Regions from separate parts of the Homo sapiens genome. Here region 1 is linked to region 2. Evidence: read pairs that join two places in POLR2A ChIA-PET (ENCODE). Cell type or tissue: IMR-90. All regions are shown on one strand. Each heading gives the region's core, and the rest is flanking DNA. Links, peaks and the distances in the headings are about the cores only. Region 1 overlaps MAP3K11 (mitogen-activated protein kinase kinase kinase 11). Region 2 holds the start of FOSL1 (FOS like 1, AP-1 transcription factor subunit).

Evidence for each region. ChIA-PET counts read pairs that join two places held together with the same protein. Peaks named below come from ENCODE experiments on the same cell type or tissue, not always from the same donor. Only the 100,000 strongest peaks of a DNase experiment are listed, where the experiment ranks them.
Region 1: POLR2A ChIA-PET joins it to region 2 with 10 read pairs; 17 of 35 experiments call an interaction of 5 or more read pairs at or near these places.

What each region holds. Positions count from the first base shown.
Region 1 is chr11:65,602,940-65,611,901 of GRCh38, reverse strand. MAP3K11 (mitogen-activated protein kinase kinase kinase 11) reads left to right here. Exons shown (of 10, transcript NM_002419.4): 2 at 3,454-3,634; 3 at 3,832-3,980; 4 at 4,086-4,261; 5 at 4,389-4,632; 6 at 5,098-5,211; 7 at 5,821-5,956; 8 at 6,050-6,141. Among named protein-coding and RNA genes, the nearest start is that of MAP3K11, 6.8 kb to the left of the region's middle. RefSeq lists a silencer at 4,663-4,762. In IMR-90, for the core only: no CTCF peak of the experiment used is centred there; a DNase peak (open chromatin) is centred at 4,721; H3K4me3 peaks cover 205 bases.
Region 2 is chr11:65,892,775-65,901,736 of GRCh38, reverse strand. FOSL1 (FOS like 1, AP-1 transcription factor subunit) reads left to right here and starts at 1,349. Exons shown (of 4, transcript NM_005438.5): 1 at 1,349-1,496; 2 at 4,731-4,928; 3 at 7,616-7,723; 4 at 8,441-8,962. The coding sequence starts at 1,398. The coding sequence ends at 8,851. RefSeq lists silencers at 958-1,557, 2,166-2,285, 2,251-2,478 and enhancers at 7,403-7,512, 7,615-8,119. In IMR-90, for the core only: a CTCF peak has its summit at 2,230 (motif pointing right); DNase peaks (open chromatin) are centred at 1,216 and 2,316; H3K4me3 peaks cover 4,734 bases; H3K27ac peaks cover 6,213 bases.

The DNA.
Region 1 (8,962 bases), core at 400-8,399, 290 kb after region 2:
TCTCATCCCTGGTAGGGTGCGGTTCCCACCTCTCAGCCTCAACCCTGGGCTCTAACTATCTAGGGACCCCCGCTACCTGCCCCAATCTGAGGGGGATTCCCCGAAGGCACAGGGGGAGGGGACTCCCATCTTCTGTTTTTCCTCCGTTTTCTTTCCAGAAAAAATGGAACAATAGCCCAGGCCCCTGCTCCCCACCCTCCCCACTGCTTCCTGCGTTTCCTGCTGCCCCTGAGCCGGCTTCCTGTCCCTGCTCCAGCCCCTGCTCCCTCCCTAGCCCAGCTGCCTGCAGGGGAGGAAAGAGCTTGGGGTGGAGGACTTGCGGGAGGAAGGAGCCTGGAACTGCTCCCCTACTCCCCTCTAGTTCCCCTGCTTCCCTCTCAGAGTCTGGGAGGTGGTGGTAAAGGGCAGGCAAGGTGCCCTCAGCCTCCCTGAGCCTGGCATTTAACCTCGGAGACCCCAGTCCTAGGCCCAAGTTGCTGTCTGCAGGATTGGGGTGGGGGGAGTCCCTGGGCTGGTGGGGGGCACAGGCAGGAAACAATGGCATGATTTTCCTGGACAATGGGGGCCTTGTGAGGAAGCCTGGCGGGGAGAGGAGGGGGAATTCTCCAGGCCCACGAGTCACAGGACTGACCAGCCAGCCCGGCCTGGGCCTGACCTCCCCCAGTTCTCCCCAAAAGGACTCCCCCTCCCAAGTGGGAGACCTGGCCCAGGCCTCCCAGAAAGGAGAAGTAGGGACCACGGGAGGAAAGCGGAAGAGGTGTGAGCTGCCCAGGCCACTCCCAAGCCCCACAGAGGCCAGCCCAGGGAGGGAGCTGGTGGCCAGGTCCCTATCAGAGGCCAGGGAGCCCTAAAGGGGCACTGAGAGCTTCCCCCAGTTTCGGGGTCTCTGGCCCATTCTCCTCTGGGTGACCCCTGACCTCCCATGCCTGGGATCTACATCAGACACCAGAACAGCAGTTCGAGTTGGGACAGTTGAAAGCACAGAGAGGAGCTTGGAGAGAAAGCAGAGGATGGGGCTTAGCAGCTGGCAGAGCCAGGAGCGGGGAGGTAGCAGAAAGACCACAAGTACAAAGAAGTCCTGAAACTTTGGGTGAGTTGTTGCCCCTCTCTGGGCCTCAGATTCCCCACCTGAAAAAGGTGGAGAGTGGCCACCCGGCCTGAGATACTGGAACAGCACTTTGCCAGTCTGGGGTGCCACAAGTGGCTAGAGACAGGCCAAGAAGCAGCAAGTGTTGGTCTTCAAAGGGGAAGGTGGGCCCTGGCACCAGGGGAGGTGCCCATTTCCACTCCACCCACTGCCCCAGCCTGCTGTGTTTCCCCTTTGGAATGAGCTTGTCGTCGGGGGCTTGCTAAATGCTCAGGTCCCCGCCTCCAGCAGCCAGACCAGAGGCTGTTTTGAAGTTGGCAGTAAGGAGTGACAGAGGAGGGAGAGGAGGGCGGAGATACGATAAGTGCTTTAGGACAACTGGCCTTTAGGATGCTTCTGCCAGGTGGCAGCCCCCATGCAAAAACTTTAAAAGTGTGGTCTTGTTTCATGCTCGTGACAGCCATCTGAGGAGGGTTTTGTTGTCATCCTCAGCTTGATGAAGTGTTCAGGACTCAGCTCCAAGGTCTGGCTCAGAGGAGTGGGTAGATTTTGAGACCATTCTCTGGATTAGGAAAAATTGCAGGAAAATCTACTGGGCATGCCGGGATAGTAAAGGTGGTCATGGAGGGCACCTGGACATCAGGTAGAGCTGCTGAACCAATTTGTCTGGCCTGGAGTTGCAAATGTGGAAGATGCCAGTGGGGAGAGGGAGCTGGTACCTGGAAGAGGCTGAGTCAGCCAGGGGCAGTGGGCAGAGGTTGAGGAGAGGTCATGCTCTGAGAAGCACCAGCGCCGAAATGGCTGAAGGTGGAGGACACAGAAACAGAGCCAAGCAGCCAGGGGCTGTGGGGGCTGAGGACGGTGGGGCAGCGGGGACAGCTGGCAGCAGTGCCAGATGCCTCCTCAAGGCCCAGGTGGCCTGGCCAGCAGCAGGATCAGGGCTTGTTGCTTTAAGCCCTGAAAAATGAGCACCCTGGTTCTGCCACCTCCTCTGGGAAGTCTTCCCTGACTCACCAGGCTGTATTAGGTGCCCTTCCCATCTGCCCCACCCCCTGTGCCCTATGCTGCCCCCATGACAGCCGTGTCACACAGGGCAGGAGAGCTGAGAGGTGTGCCCTGACATGGGTCCAGAAACATGGTTGACTTGATATTGCTTCTCTTCCACAGTGCAGTTGGCTGTAACCTGAAAAGTAGAGGGGCCCTTCAGACCCTTCATGACTCTATGACTTTGTCCTCTTTCTATTCCTCGAAAACTTCTCTCATTTGAGCCATTCCTGTCCTGGTGAGAGATATGCAAGTTGCTGCTTCTCCTCTTTGTACCAAGTACGGTGGCCCCATTTGGGTTAAAGCCATGAGCCCCTGCCAAGTCTGACCATCCACGCCTACATTTACCCCAAGCTCCTCCTTTGTGGCCAAGAACCATCACTTTCTTGGACCCCACCCTTTCTCTTCCCTTCCAGCTGCATTGGTAGGTATCTTTTGGAGTCTTTGCTTTGGGAGTGGCTGCACTTGCCACAGTGTGATGTGGGCACTAGGGGCCTGTGGTACCTGCTGGGCTTCTTTTCTCACCAAGAGCTTCCCTCTTGCTCCCCACTCTAAGGGGGGTTCTGATTCACGCTCCTGCCTCAACAAAATGACAGGAGACTCACAGATCTCTCTTGAAATCAAAGCCATAAATGTCCAGAGCTGCCACCTTGCCAGTTTTGCTTCAGTGTAATATTAGGGAAAAGCTAGAACACTGGTTTCAGAGCCACACAGACCAGGTTGTAATCTCTGCTGTATTTGTTGTATGACCTCTGCCAAGTCATTTCCCTGCTTGGTTTCCTCATCTGTGAAACATGAAAAATATTATTTAGCTCATAAATGGTTTTGAGTGCTGGGGTTGAGTGTGAAATGTTTGGCCTCGGCCAGGTGCAGTGGCCTGTAATCCCAGCACTTTGGGAGGCCGAGGCGGGCAGATCACCTGAGGTTGGGAGTTCGAGACCAGCCTGACCAACATGGAGAAACCCTGTCTCTACTAAAAATGCAAAATTAGTCGGGCGTGGTGGCACATGCCCATAATCCCACTACTCGGGAGGCTGGGGCAGGACAATCGCTTGAACCCAGGAGGTGGAGGTTGCAGTGAGCCAAGATCACGCCATTGCACTCCAGCCTGGGCAACAAGAGCAAAACTCTATCTTAAGAAAAAAAAAAAAGGAAAAGAAAAGAAATGTCTGACCTCAAGTAGGTCCTCAAGATCTAGACCAAGTCACCTCTGTGCCCCCAGGACCCAGCCAGGATGTCCGTCAGATGAGTTTGCTCCCAGCTCTTACCCTGTCCCCACCACCTGATCCTGGAGCATCCACAATCTGGCCCCTCTTCTCTAGTTTTGCTGCTGCAGCCCATTGAGAGTGACGACATGGAGCACAAGACCCTGAAGATCACCGACTTTGGCCTGGCCCGAGAGTGGCACAAAACCACACAAATGAGTGCCGCGGGCACCTACGCCTGGATGGCTCCTGAGGTTATCAAGGCCTCCACCTTCTCTAAGGGCAGTGACGTCTGGAGGTGCGGCCCTTGGTGGGGCTGGACGGGCTGCTACGGGGCTGCAGAGGGCAGAGGTGGCTGCCTAAATCTAGGGCTGGGCCAAGTCCAGGGACAGGGACCCAAACCACTTGGCTCCTAGTTGCTTTTGGGTGAAGTGGCAGTAAGGGGGTGGGGGTTGGGAGAGAAAAGGGAACACAGACCTGTTGTCTCGCCCACAGTTTTGGGGTGCTGCTGTGGGAACTGCTGACCGGGGAGGTGCCATACCGTGGCATTGACTGCCTTGCTGTGGCCTATGGCGTAGCTGTTAACAAGCTCACACTGCCCATCCCATCCACCTGCCCCGAGCCCTTCGCACAGCTTATGGCCGGTAAGAGGACGGGGAGGGCAGGTGAGGTACAGAGCTCCCTGGCCCAGGACACATCCACCCACGGACCCCTTCTTATTCTGTCCCCGCTGCACGCCGTGCCCCTAGACTGCTGGGCGCAGGACCCCCACCGCAGGCCCGACTTCGCCTCCATCCTGCAGCAGTTGGAGGCGCTGGAGGCACAGGTCCTACGGGAAATGCCGCGGGACTCCTTCCATTCCATGCAGGAAGGCTGGAAGCGCGAGATCCAGGGTCTCTTCGACGAGCTGCGAGCCAAGGAAAAGGTGCGAGGAATCAAGGGACCCAGCGTTGGAACGAGTGTCTCCCCGATCTCCCTGGGGCAGAGTCGGGGCGGGCGCTGCCGGGATTGGTGCCAGGCTGACCTCTCCACCATCGCTGTCTCGGGCGCAGGAACTACTGAGCCGCGAGGAGGAGCTGACGCGAGCGGCGCGCGAGCAGCGGTCACAGGCGGAGCAGCTGCGGCGGCGCGAGCACCTGCTGGCCCAGTGGGAGCTAGAGGTGTTCGAGCGCGAGCTGACGCTGCTGCTGCAGCAGGTGGACCGCGAGCGACCGCACGTGCGCCGCCGCCGCGGGACATTCAAGCGCAGCAAGCTCCGGGCGCGCGACGGCGGCGAGCGTATCAGCATGCCACTCGGTGAGGGCCGGGCCCCGGGGCGTCCCCCGCCATTGGCTGCGGGGGTGGGGGTGGAGCCAGGCCTGTGTGCTCACCGCGCTGGGATTGGTTTAGGGTGTTGTGGGTGGGCCCGTGAGATGAAGGCTGGGAGGGGTGGAGCCAGGAGTGTTTTTTTTCTGTCTGTGGGCGGGTTCTGGCGGAAGTATTTGCATGTCGGTCTGGGAGTGGGAAGGGGTGGGGTTCACGAAAGTTCTGGGAAGGTCTAGTGGGCGGGGCCGGCCGGCGCCAGGGCATCTCCGACTCAGACGAGTAGCTTTCCTTATCCAGACCCAGGGGCTCAAGAAAGCAGTGAGGCTGGTCACAGTCTCACAGCCATCGTGCCGCTCCCTATGTGGCCTGGGAGCTGGCCTTGGGCCCCTGCAGGTTGGGGTCCTGGCTCTACTTCATCACAAACCTGAACCCTGCTCCCCCCAACCCAAATCCCAGACTTCAAGCACCGCATCACCGTGCAGGCCTCACCCGGCCTTGACCGGAGGAGAAACGTCTTCGAGGTCGGGCCTGGGGATTCGCCCACCTTTCCCCGGTTCCGAGCCATCCAGTGTAAGAAACTTCACCTCTCATGCCCCTCTCCGCCCCCCAGCTCCTTATTCTCTGTCAGACCTTATTCTTGGAGGCGGAGCCCACTCACTATCCCCTCTTCCTCCCCGCCCCCAGGCTCCCTGCCTTAGGTCTAGCCTGTTACCTCTGAACTCCCCAAGCAGCATTAATTTTACTTATTTTTTTTTAGTCAAATAATTGTATGACACTATGTACTACTAATTTTCTAAATGCTTTGCTAATATTAATTTCTTGCAATAATTCTATTTGGTAGTTATTTTTGTTGTTAATTTAAGTTTTATGGATGAGAAAAGTGAAAAAAGTAACTTGTTACACAGTTAATAAGTGGAAGAGCCAGAATCAAACTCAGGCAGTTGGTGTCAGTGTCTGTACTAATTACTAAGCAGCAAACTTCAGCCCAAGGGCTAGATGAGATGCCCCACCCCACTGTTGGCCCCAAGACCCAAACCCATCTATCTTGCCCAAAGCTCACCCTGGGAATGGTACAGGGCCCAGCCTGCTCCCCATACTCTAAAGTTTATCTCTGAAGCCTGACTGTGATGATGGAGGGAGAATAAAGATTATCTCCGATTTCATCGGTTTCCCCTGCAGTGGAGCCTGCAGAGCCAGGCCAGGCATGGGGCCGCCAGTCCCCCCGACGTCTGGAGGACTCAAGCAATGGAGAGCGGCGAGCATGCTGGGCTTGGGGTCCCAGTTCCCCCAAGCCTGGGGAAGCCCAGAATGGGAGGTGAGTACCTGAGTGCCCCCCAGACCCAGCATCATTTGCTTTCCCCAAGTCCTGAAATTCCTAAAGCACCCCTCCTTGCCCTCCCATCACCAGGAGAAGGTCCCGCATGGACGAAGCCACATGGTACCTGGATTCAGATGACTCATCCCCCTTAGGATCTCCTTCCACACCCCCAGCACTCAATGGTGAGTGGCCTTCCTCCCCCGGCAGGATCTGGCTGAGCTCCTTCCGTGGGCACCTTGGGGAGGCCACAATAGGCTAGTAGGCAAAGCAGGAGTCCTGCCCTGGTTGCTCTCATTCTAGAGACTAGGAAACCAAGGCTGAGACAAGACAGAGCCGATCCTGGAACCCAGGTCTGACCTACAGGCCCACGATCAAGCGGCATACAGCCCAGGCCTCGGCTCGGGGCCCAGAGTCTCATCCCCTTGCTCAGACCTGGCCTGCAAGAAGCCTCTTCCCTGGCCCCATGGCAGCCCCTGTGCCTTTAGCAGGCTCCAGGGAGAAAAGAAAGACAGGAAGCCCACCTGGCATTTGGTACCCAAGGGAAGCTGGACCCAGATGGGGGAAGGAATCAGCCTGTGTGGGGTGGAGCCAAACAAGTGTCAGCCACACTGTGCTTCTCAGAGCCCCTTCTGGGAGCCTGTAGGTGAAGAAGAGAATGAGAAGGCCGAGCAGGCAGGATCCAGGACCCATTCTCACCACATCCAGGATAGCTCGGGGCCTTTCTGTTCTCCATGACGGTAACTGCCCTACTGTGCCAGGCATTCCCTCCAAGCATTGATGAAGAGGGGCTACTATTACCCCATTTTGCAGATAAGGAAACTGAGGCTCTGAGAGGTGAAGTAACCTACCTCAAACCCCCAGCTGAGGATTTGAACCCAGAGAGGCTTCAGCTCCAATGCTCTCGTAGTGAGCTCAGAAGCTTTCACTTGAAGAAAGGGCTTCTCACGTATAGACTGCTTAGGAAGCCAGAGGGTCAGGCAGAAGGCAGGGCTCCAGCATTGCAGGGAGGAGGGCTCACTCAGCTCAACACTGCCCAGCTCTGAGTGAGGCCAGAGAGTTATGGCCTCCCTTGCCTGTGGGTCCCTGTGCCAACCTAGGGACCATCCTCAGAGCCCCCACACCTGCTGCTCACAGCCAGAATGTAGGACCCGCTTAGCTGCTCTCAGAAGAGTCCTGTTCAGCAAGCCGTTTAAACTCACTCCTCCCATCCCACCCAGCCCATCGCCTCTTCCATTCCCTGAGCTACACTTGATAGTTGTAACAACAGCTAACCTTTGTTGGTTCTCTTCTATGTGCCAAGCAGTTCTGTGAGGGGAGTAGTAGTATTGGCCTGCATTTTACAACAGAGAAAACTGAGGCACAGAGAGATTAAGTGGTTTGATGTAAGGCAACCAGTAGAGCAGGGATTTGATCTGCTCTTGCCTGTCTGACCACAGAGGCAGAGCCCTGGGCCTCCATCTGCCCCGCCATTTGCTACTCCAGCAGCTGCACTGCCCCCAGCATCTGTCCTGCAGGGACTGAACTGAGAGCTGGAAGGCCAAGGAGGCTTCTTGAATTCACTTGCTCTAAATTGTACCAGGCCAGATGGGCCAAAGGAGAACTTGAGAGCCTGTCAACCCAGGTGTGTAGGCTGAAGCAGGTCCTGACTGTTCCACAGAACTCTCTGGCCCTCAGCTCCCAGAAGCAGGGGCACAAGGGGCCTGGGCCCCATCGTTCTCAAGCTTGCCCCATGTTTTTTTATCCAAAGAATTTGTTAATTATTTATGAAGAGAAACTACTTATTAGCCCATATATTCATGAATAGTTCAGATCAGTGACAAACTTCTAAGTAATTCAACCCAAAGAAATTCTTCATATTCCAAAATCACTTTGCATTCTGAGAGATAGCAGCCTTCCTCATCTCCTCGAAGTATTTCATGGCATCATAACTTCTGTAGACATCTGTGCCCATAGAAATCTGAAATGCCTTCTTTCTTGGTCCAGCCCCTGCAAACTGAGAGAGCCGCAGCCCCCAGGGATACAGTGAATGCTCCCACAATATGAAATTGCAGATGTGTGGCCAGAAGGCCACATGTCTGAGGTTTCATGAAAGCACTGGAAACCATGGTAGTTACTGTTCTTGATAAGTATGTCGGCCTCAACACCAGTGCCCTTCCTGGCTGATGAAGAAATGGATTGCCACTTGCCCTGAAAGGATGTCAGCTGCCCAGCTCAGTGGCTGGCTGAGCATCTGGTTCCCCTAGCCCAATCCCACACTCCACGCATCATCTGGGTCCATGAAAGTACATGACATTGACCTCACAGCCACCCCCCGAAACCCAGCTAAGAATCAAATAATGGGGCTTCACAGAGGTCCCAGACCCTGTGAGATGGTCCCCGGCATAAGCCATACCACTGGAGAGTCACACACACCCTCACCCTGTCCCCAGTGGGCTGTTCTGGTCCCTGGAGAGCTGGCTGCAAGGAGTGGCACATTGGCAGGGTGCACTCAGCTACGCTGATAGCAACTGCCCTGTGAAGCTTGTTGCCTTAGAGCCAATAACTACGTGGCTGTGTCCTCCCTGTGAGACCTCACGGAAGCAGTTTCGCCTCTATCTATCTATCTTTGGGTCAAGAATAGTCACGCAGCTTTCTCCTAAACAACAGAGTTGCTAACTCTTGCTGCCAGGAAGCTTAGAGGCAGATTCAAATCCTAGCTGGATTATGTTGACCAAGTCCCTTACCCTTCAGAACCTCAGTTTCTCAGGCCATTGACTGCAGGAACTTCTGTTCACTCTCATTTTGTCTGCTGGACCCTATCTTCTCTTCCCTTTGTCTCATTTCTGTCTTTTATTTTTTTAAAGATAGAGTCTCATTCTGTTACCCAGGCTGGACTGCAATGGCATGATCATGGCTCACTGCAAACTCTGCCTCCCAGGCTCAAGTGATCCTCCCACCTCAGCTTCCTGAGTAGCAGGGACTACAGGTGCATGCCATGCTTGGCTAATTTTTATATTTTTTGTA
Region 2 (8,962 bases), core at 226-8,225:
CTTCCAAAGTGCTAGGATTACAAGCATGAGCCACCACACCTGGCCCCAGCCCTCTTTCTGTAGTCGTGTGACAACTGACAGCTCAGTACTCCATCTGGGCCTCAGTTTCCTCATCTATGATGGAAGTAATCAGAGAGAAGCTTTGGGATGGTGCCCAGCACTAACATTCTGGATGTGCGACAAGGTGTCTGTGAAGGTGTAAGGGCTTTGAAAATCTTGGCTGAGCCTGGGCTTGGAGTGCCCACGGCTGTGACTTGGCAACCTGTGCCAGCTACTCACTTAGCGACTTCAAGCAATTCATTTCAGCATCTCCCAGCCTCAGTTTCCCCATCTGTAAAACAGAGATGAGGATGATACCTGCCTCACATTCACTCACCTTTGACATACTCTCCAAACAAGTCTGGTGGCCACAAGCCTCCGAAAGGCACTGACCGTAATGAAGATGGCGTTTATCAGACCTCAGGACACCTGTAGTGGCCCTGAATTAAAACTCGTTATAGCTCCTGAAATTATCCTGAGTAATACTATTATATTGCATTTTATGTGGGGTTAGTTCAAAGCATTACCTTATCGCAAACATTTAAAATATACCACCCAGCCTGGGCAATACGGCGAGACCCAATCCCTACAAAAAACACAAAAATTACCTGGGTGTGGTGACGCGCGCCTGTAGTCCCACTTACTTGGAGGGGGCGCTGAGGCAGGAGAATCCCTTTAGCTCAGGAAGTTGAGCCTGCAGTGCGCCGAGATCGAGCCACTGCACTCCAGCCTGGGTGACAGAGACCCGGTCTCAAAAATATAAAGTAAAATAAAATATGCCACCATTTTTGTAACCCTGGTTTGTCATTTATTCACTTTTCATATACTCGAAGCCTTAAAACAAGGCCAGTGGAAAGACCTCACTCCACGAAGCTTTGGGTGGCGGTTGGCGTGGCTCCTAGAGATGTGATTCTTTCGTGCTATTTTGTGGGAGCAGAAACGGAGGTTAGCCCAGGCCTCGAGAGGGCTGGGGCGGGGCGCGGGCTCTGGCAGGTGCGTCAGTCCGCAGGGGAACCCGGGGCTCCACCTGGGCGCGGCGAGGAAGTTACACCATGTATGGGCAGCTACGTCAGGGGGGCGGGCCCGCAGCCTCCGGGGAACGCCGAGCCGGGCCCATCCCGGTGAAAAGGCTGCAGCCGGACTTGGGGAGGCGTCGCCAAGTTCGGGACCGACGGGCCAAGGCGGCGCGTCTCGGGGGTGGAGCCTGGAGGTGACCGCGCCGCTGCAACGCCCCCACCCCCCGCGGTCGCAGTGGTTCAGCCCGAGAACTTTTCATTCATAAAAAGAAAAGACTCCGCACGGCGCGGGTGAGTCAGAACCCAGCAGCCGTGTACCCCGCAGAGCCGCCAGCCCCGGGCATGTTCCGAGACTTCGGGGAACCCGGCCCGAGCTCCGGGAACGGCGGCGGGTACGGCGGCCCCGCGCAGCCCCCGGCCGCAGCGCAGGCAGCCCAGCAGGTGAGTGGGGCCCGACGCCGGTGGTCCCACGGGAGGACCGCGCGTGGGAGGCCGGGGTCAACTCCCGCACGCTCCGGGACTGGAGCGGGGAACCGGAGTCGGGGCCGGGCTGGGGGCTGGGGCGAGGATCCTGCCCCTCGCCGTCCGGGGCCAGTTGCCCCCACCGCGCAGCGGGCAGCAGAGACCCGCGAACTCCCCTTCTCCCAGCCGCCCCCTTCTCCCTCGCCGTCCGCGTCCGTCCCTCCGTCTCCGTGCCCGCTTTCTCTCCTCCTGCCCACCTCTGACTTCTGCGTCCACCCTGCTTCAGAAGGGGCGTGGGCGCCTAGGGTGGTCGCCTCGAAGGCTAGGAGGGTCTCTCCGCTTCGGGCTGAATTCCTGGGATCTGGAGTCTGGGCTGGGGTGAGGGTCCCCACACGGGAGGGAGGCGGGATCCGTCGGGAGAGCAGCTGGGCCAGGGTGGGAGTCCCGGCCCGGTCTGCGACCCTCCGCGTGTCCGTCCGTCTGTCTGTCCTTCGCCCCTCCGTCGCCAAGTCCCTATCGTTTCTCGGCCTGGGGAGTCCAGGGGGGTCCGGGCAGTGGAACCTGCCAGGTCCCCGGAGACCGGCCCTCGATCCCTTTGCCGAATGCGGCGAATAGAGACCTCGAGGTTCCGGGACGTGCGCGGGGTCAGGCTGCGGGCGACTCTCGCGACCCCACTCTCAGCCCCTAACGGCGCCCGCTGCCCGCCGGGGGGCACCCGGGAGGCTGCAGGTGCCCATTTCCTGTCGAGGGGCTGCGAGCACGTGTCGACAGGGGAGGGAAGGAGGGGCGTCCGTTCCGCCGAGTCACGGCGGCCGAGTCACGGCGGCTGAGTCACCCGGGGCGTCCCTCCCTTCCTGGCCTGGAGCGGCCCGGGCCCGGGAGTGGGAGATGCCGCCGGCGGTGCCTCGGACCCGGAACTGGGGTCACTGGGACGCCGGGCCCGCAGCGCTTGGGCTCGGGCTACCGCTGTCGGGACTTGCCTGGGCTTGTGGGCGCTTCCCGGACGATTGGGCGCCCACACCCAGGGCCCAGCGGCAGAGCTAGAACCCACTTCTCCCAGAACACTGAGCCCCATCCCAACCCACTCCTCAGATAGCTGGCTGATAGAATGGGAACAGGGACGTTGTGCTGGGCGCTTGCTACATCATTTACCATATTTCACGGAATCGAAGACCTCATCGATTGAAAAAAAAACCCACTATAACTTTATGCCACTAATTTTCTTTCCTTCTCTTTCTTTTCTTTTTTTTTTTTTTTCTGAGACAGGGTCTCCCTCTGTTGCCCAGACTATAGAGCAGTGGTGCAATCACAGCTCACTGCAGCCTCAGCCTCCTGGGCTCAAGCAATCCTACTGAGATCCTAGCTGGGAAGCGACCTGGCCACAGGCACGCACCACCACACCCAACTAATTTTTTAATTTTTTTGTAGAAATGAAGTCTCACTGTGTTGCCCGGTGTGACCTCAAACTCCTGAGCTCAAGTGATCCTTCTACCTCAGCCTCCCAAAGTGCTGGGTATGAGCCACCATGCCTAGTCCACTAAAATTTTTTAAATTGCCAATTAAACTATGATTTCAGAGCTATTAAAGGGTACTTCTTAACATCAGTGAAATCCTGTAATCCTCACCTGTAACAATATTAAAAATGAGGAAACTGAGGCACATGGAGGTTAAATAACTTGCCCATGGTCACACAGCCAGTAAGTAGCTGAGAGCTGAGATTAGAATTGGGACAGCCTGCCATGCCAGGTGGCTAAAGCCTGTCATCTCAACACTTTGGGAGGCTGAGGTGGGTGGACTGCTTCAGCTCAGGAATTTGAGACCACCCTGGGCAACCTAGTGAGACCCTGTCTCTACAAAAAAATTTAAAAAAAATTAGCCAGGCCGTGCGCGGTGCCTCATGCCTATAATCCCAGCACTGTGGGAGGCCAAGGCGGGTGGATCACCAGAGGTCAGGAGTTCAAGACCAGCCTGGCCAACATAGTGAAACCCTGTCTCTACTAAAAATACAAAAATTAGCCGGGCACAGTTGTGGGCGCCTGTAGTCCCAGCTACTCGGGAGGCTGAGGCAGGAGAATTGCTTGAATCCAGGAGGTGGAGGTTGCAGTGAGGCGAGATCGGGCTACTGCACTCCAACCTGGGTGACAAAGCAAGACTGTGTCTCAAAAAAAAAAAAACAGAAAAGAAAAAAAAAATTAGCCAAATGTGGTGGTGCACGTCGGTAGTCCCAGCTACTTGGGAGGCTGAGGTGGGAGGATTGCTTGAGCCCGCAGGTCACTGCACTCCAACCTGGGTGAAAGAGTGAGACCCTGTCTCAAGAAAAAAAAAAAAAAAAGCAATGGAATGGCCTGAACCCAGAGCAGTGACTCTTTCCTGCCTCAGCCCCTCTGCACTGGGCACCTGCCACTTACCAGACTGTCGCACACATTCTCTCACCTGATTCTCACAGCCTCCCCTTGAGCTGGGAGCTGTAATTATCCTCTTCGTGCAAACGGGTGCAGGAGTGGGTAAGAGCCCAGCTGCTGGGCTCATTGGCTCTGTGTCTGCGGACAACTGTTCTCCCGTCTGAAAATGAAGATACTAGGCTGGGCGCTGTGGTTCACGCCTGTAATCCCAGCACTTTGGGAGGCCGAGGCGGGTGGATCACCTGAGGTTGGGAGCTGGAGACCAGCCTGGCAAACATGGTGAAACCCTGTCTCTACCACAAATACAAAAATTAGCCGGGCATGGTGGTGCACGCCTATAATCCCAGCTACTCAGGAGGCTGGGGCAGGAGGATCACTCGAACCTGGGAGGCGCAGGTTGCAGTGAGCTGAGATCGTGCCACTACACTCCAGCCTGGGCAACAGAGTGAGACTCCATCTGAAAAAAAAAAAAGAAAAAAAAGAAAGAAAAGAAAATGAAGATATTACTGTGCCAATGATATGAGTCAGTATTTGTAAAGTGGTTAGAACAGTTCCTGGCAGTTTGTGCTTTATAAATGTTAGTTCTAATGGGGAAATGGGGGCACAGAGAGGTTATGTGACCTGCCCCAAAGCCACACAGCTTATGAGCAGGGATTTGCCACCAGGTCAGTCTCTGACTGCCAAGCTGTGCTCTTTCTGTTCCCAGAGCTAGCCTGTACATTGAAGGTAGACAGCAGTGTAGCCTCTGCCCAGTGGAAGCCCCTCAATCCACACGGACCTCATCTGTGGCCTTCCATTTCTTATTCCTTAGAAGTTCCACCTGGTGCCAAGCATCAACACCATGAGTGGCAGTCAGGAGCTGCAGTGGATGGTACAGCCTCATTTCCTGGGGCCCAGCAGTTACCCCAGGCCTCTGACCTACCCTCAGTACAGCCCCCCACAACCCCGGCCAGGAGTCATCCGGGCCCTGGGGCCGCCTCCAGGGGTACGTCGAAGGCCTTGTGAACAGGTAAGGCACAGAGGCATTGCAGTGGTTCCGACCCCGCCCAGGAGTGCTAGGGTGCAGAGAAGCTCCTGCCAGAAAGGAGAGCACAGGCTTAGGAGGGGGTAAGGTAGGCTACAGGTGACTACTGCCCAAGGCTGAAAGTGATAGGAGCCCCACGGGAGGCCCAGAGGGTACAACAGTCACTTCCAGATCAGGGAAAGCTTCCTGGAAAAGGTGGCATATTAGCCTAGAAGGATGGGTAGGACTGGCAGAGGCAGAGAGGAAGGAAAGGACATTCCAGGTAGCGGGGGTGGCAGGAGCAAGGATGGAGGCGGAGGCAAGAACATGTAAGGTGCGCACACGGAATGGTGAGGGGGTCTCCACCTGCTGACATGCATAGAGGGGGCGCTTATGTTGTCTGGGAGAGAACAGGAACAAGAGGGTTCCCTTCAGCTACTCCCTCAGTCTCAGTTTCCCTGTCTCATTTAATCCTCACAAAATCTCTCTGGGGAATGTACTCTGGTTTTCCCCATCTTCCACCAAAGAAATGAAGGCACAGAAGGGTAGTCACTTGCCCAAGATCACACAAGTAGTGAGTAATGACACAGGACTGGCCTTGGCCCCAGGTCTATACAACTCTAAAGTCAGATCCTAACCACCAAACCAGGGCCAGGTGCAGTAGCTCATGCCTGTAATCCCAGCACTTTGAGAGACCTAGGCAGGAGGATCACTTGAGGCCAGGAGTTCAAGACTAGGTTGGGCAACATAGAGAGACCCTGTCTCTACCGAAAAAACAAAATAAAATAAAACCCCCAAAACTAATCACCAAGCCACGCTGTCTCACTGGAAGCTAACAGAAGGCTCAAAGTAGAGGGAACTGACAATTCTTGGCTCCCCAAAGCCCTTACCAAAATAAGTGAGTAAGAGATGGCGAGTCTTTAAAGGAGTGGCTCATCTTTCCTCTCCCTGGGGCATTTTGGTGTGGGAGACTACAGGGGATGAGGTTAAAAAGCTTGGTCGGCAGGTAGAGGATGGGGAGAGAGGTTAGGGCCCTGGGAAAGGTGAGAGATCAGCCAGAGACAGGTTTCCCAGAACAGAATGTCTGGCCTTTGTGGTGAGGAGGGACTGTGGTATGAGCCGCAGAAGCGGGCCAGGGGTAAACCCTCCTGTGCGTCCTTCCTTCAGCCTGGTCCTGAGGGTGACCCTTTGATCCTGGGTTCTCCAGGTAGGGCTGTGAGCTGTGAGTTGGATCCTTTTGGTGAAATGGTCTCTCTCATCTGGCCTGTCACTCAATGTGGAATAGAGTGAGTGAGTTCTATGGGTTCTAAGTCCTGCTCTGGAACCATAAGTAAGTTATCCTCTCTGGGCTTCAGTTTTTCATGGAAAGTTGCGTTAAGAATCTAGTTTAAGGCCAGGCATGGTGGCTCACGCCTGTAATCCCAGCACTTTGGGAGGCCAAGGAAGGTGGATCATGAGGTCAGGAGATCGAGACCATCCTGGCTAACATGATGAAACCGTGTCTCTACTAAAAAATACAAAAAATTAGCTGGGCGTGGTGGAAGGCACCTGTAGTCGCAGCTACTCGGGAGGCTGAGGCAGGAGAATGGCGTGAACCCCGGAGGCGGAGCTTGCAGTGAGCCGAGATGGCACCACTGCACTCCAGCCTGGGCAACAGAGTGAGACTCCGTCTCAAAAAAAAAAAAAAAAAAGAATCTATGTTTTTTTAAAAAAGAGGCCAGCTGTGGTGACTCCCCCTGGTAATCCAAACATTCTAGGAGGCCAGTGCAGGAGGATCCCTTGAGCCCATGAGTTCCAGACCAGCCTGGGCAACACAGTGAGACCCCGTCACTACACAAAAAAAAAAAAGAAAAAAAAAGGCCGAGCACAGTGGCTCATGCCTGTAATCCCAGCACTTTGGGAGGCTGAGGAGGGTGGATCACCTGAGGTTAAGAGTTCAAGACCAGCCTGGCCAACATGGTGAAACCTCGTCTCTACTAAAAATACAAAAATTAGCCAGGTGTGGTGGTACATGCCTGTAATCCCAGCTACTTGGGAGGCTGAGGCACGAGAATCACTTGAACCCAGTAGGTGGAGGTTGCAGTGAGCCAAGATTGGGCCAATGCACTCCAGCCTGGGAAAGAGTGAGACTCTGTCTAAAAAAAATAAAATAAAATAAAATAAAATCTTTGCATGTTCTCAGTGAAAAACAAGAATCTACGTAAAGTACTTGGCTGGCACATAGTAGTTTTCCAATAAATTGCAACTTAATCAGCAGCACTCATTAGCCCCTCCTAGTGCTTACAGCTCATGGAAGAGGAGACTTGGTTGTCCACAGATCCAGAAGGATGAGGGTCCTGCAAAGAGGGTGCTGAGAAGGAAAGGTCACTTCTGGCTGGGGAATAAGACGGCTTCCTGGAGGCAGGAGCATCTTAGTTGAGTCCTGGGAGATGAGGAGGGTTAGGGTTTGCGGAGGGGGAGGGCATTATGGGAGAGGAATGTGCACTAAAGCTAGGTGCGAGGAGGAAATTTTACCAATCAAAGCAGACAGCGCCTCAGTGCAGGGAACTGGTTGGGTGCAGTGATCCCTAAATCACCGGCTGAGGGGGCCCTGCCATGACCTCTGCCAGGGTCCTACCACTGGGCCACCATGAGGGGCGAGTTCCAGGCAGCCAGTAGCCCAGGGTCCTCCTCACTGCGGGTCTCACCCCCAGATCAGCCCGGAGGAAGAGGAGCGCCGCCGAGTAAGGCGCGAGCGGAACAAGCTGGCTGCGGCCAAGTGCAGGAACCGGAGGAAGGAACTGACCGACTTCCTGCAGGCGGTGAGCACCAGCCCTGGTCCACCGAGCTCAGAGGGACCCTGTCTCCCAGAGCCCCCAGAGCCCCAGTATATGTAGCCCCCTCCTCACCATCCTAGCTCCTTGTCTGAGGGGCAGTCCTTCTGGGAAAATGATGAGGAAAAATTGATTAGAAACTGGCTGCAGCATGTCTCACTCACAGCAGAGCTGAAGCTCAGCCAGCAATCTCCTTTTTTTTTTGAGACAGAGTCTCGCTCTGTCACCCAGGCTGGAGTGCAGTGATGAGATCTCGGCTCATGGCTCACTGTGACATCTGTCTCCCAGGCTCCAGCAATTCTTATGCCTCAGCCTGCTGAGTACCTGGGGCTACAGGCGCCTGCCTCCCTACCCGACTAATTTTTGTATTTTTAGTAGAGACGGGGTTTCGCCAAGTTAGCCAGGCTGGTCTCAAACTCCTGGTCTCAAGTGATCCGCCCGCCTCAGCCTCCCAAAGTGCTGGGATTACAGGCCGGAGTCACTGCCTGGTGCCAGCAATCTCCTAAAACGTCTGGGCCTGATGGGAGTTGTGCCCATTTTCTCCCAGGGGCTTATGGGAGTTGTAGTCCAGACTTGCTGGGGACTCTCCACTGCCCCCCCTCTCCCCCCGCCCAACCCCAGCTCCTCAGAACCCTGAGTCCAAACGTCTGCGGCTCTGGGGTATTCAGCCCTCACCTTTCTGACTCCTCTCCTGATCTTCTACAGGAGACTGACAAACTGGAAGATGAGAAATCTGGGCTGCAGCGAGAGATTGAGGAGCTGCAGAAGCAGAAGGAGCGCCTAGAGCTGGTGCTGGAAGCCCACCGACCCATCTGCAAAATCCCGGAAGGAGCCAAGGAGGGGGACACAGGCAGTACCAGTGGCACCAGCAGCCCACCAGCCCCCTGCCGCCCTGTACCTTGTATCTCCCTTTCCCCAGGGCCTGTGCTTGAACCTGAGGCACTGCACACCCCCACACTCATGACCACACCCTCCCTAACTCCTTTCACCCCCAGCCTGGTCTTCACCTACCCCAGCACTCCTGAGCCTTGTGCCTCAGCTCATCGCAAGAGTAGCAGCAGCAGCGGAGACCCATCCTCTGACCCCCTTGGCTCTCCAACCCTCCTCGCTTTGTGAGGCGCCTGAGCCCTACTCCCTGCAGATGCCACCCTAGCCAATGTCTCCTCCCCTTCCCCCACCGGTCCAGCTGGCCTGGACAGTATCCCACATCCAACTCCAGCAACTTCT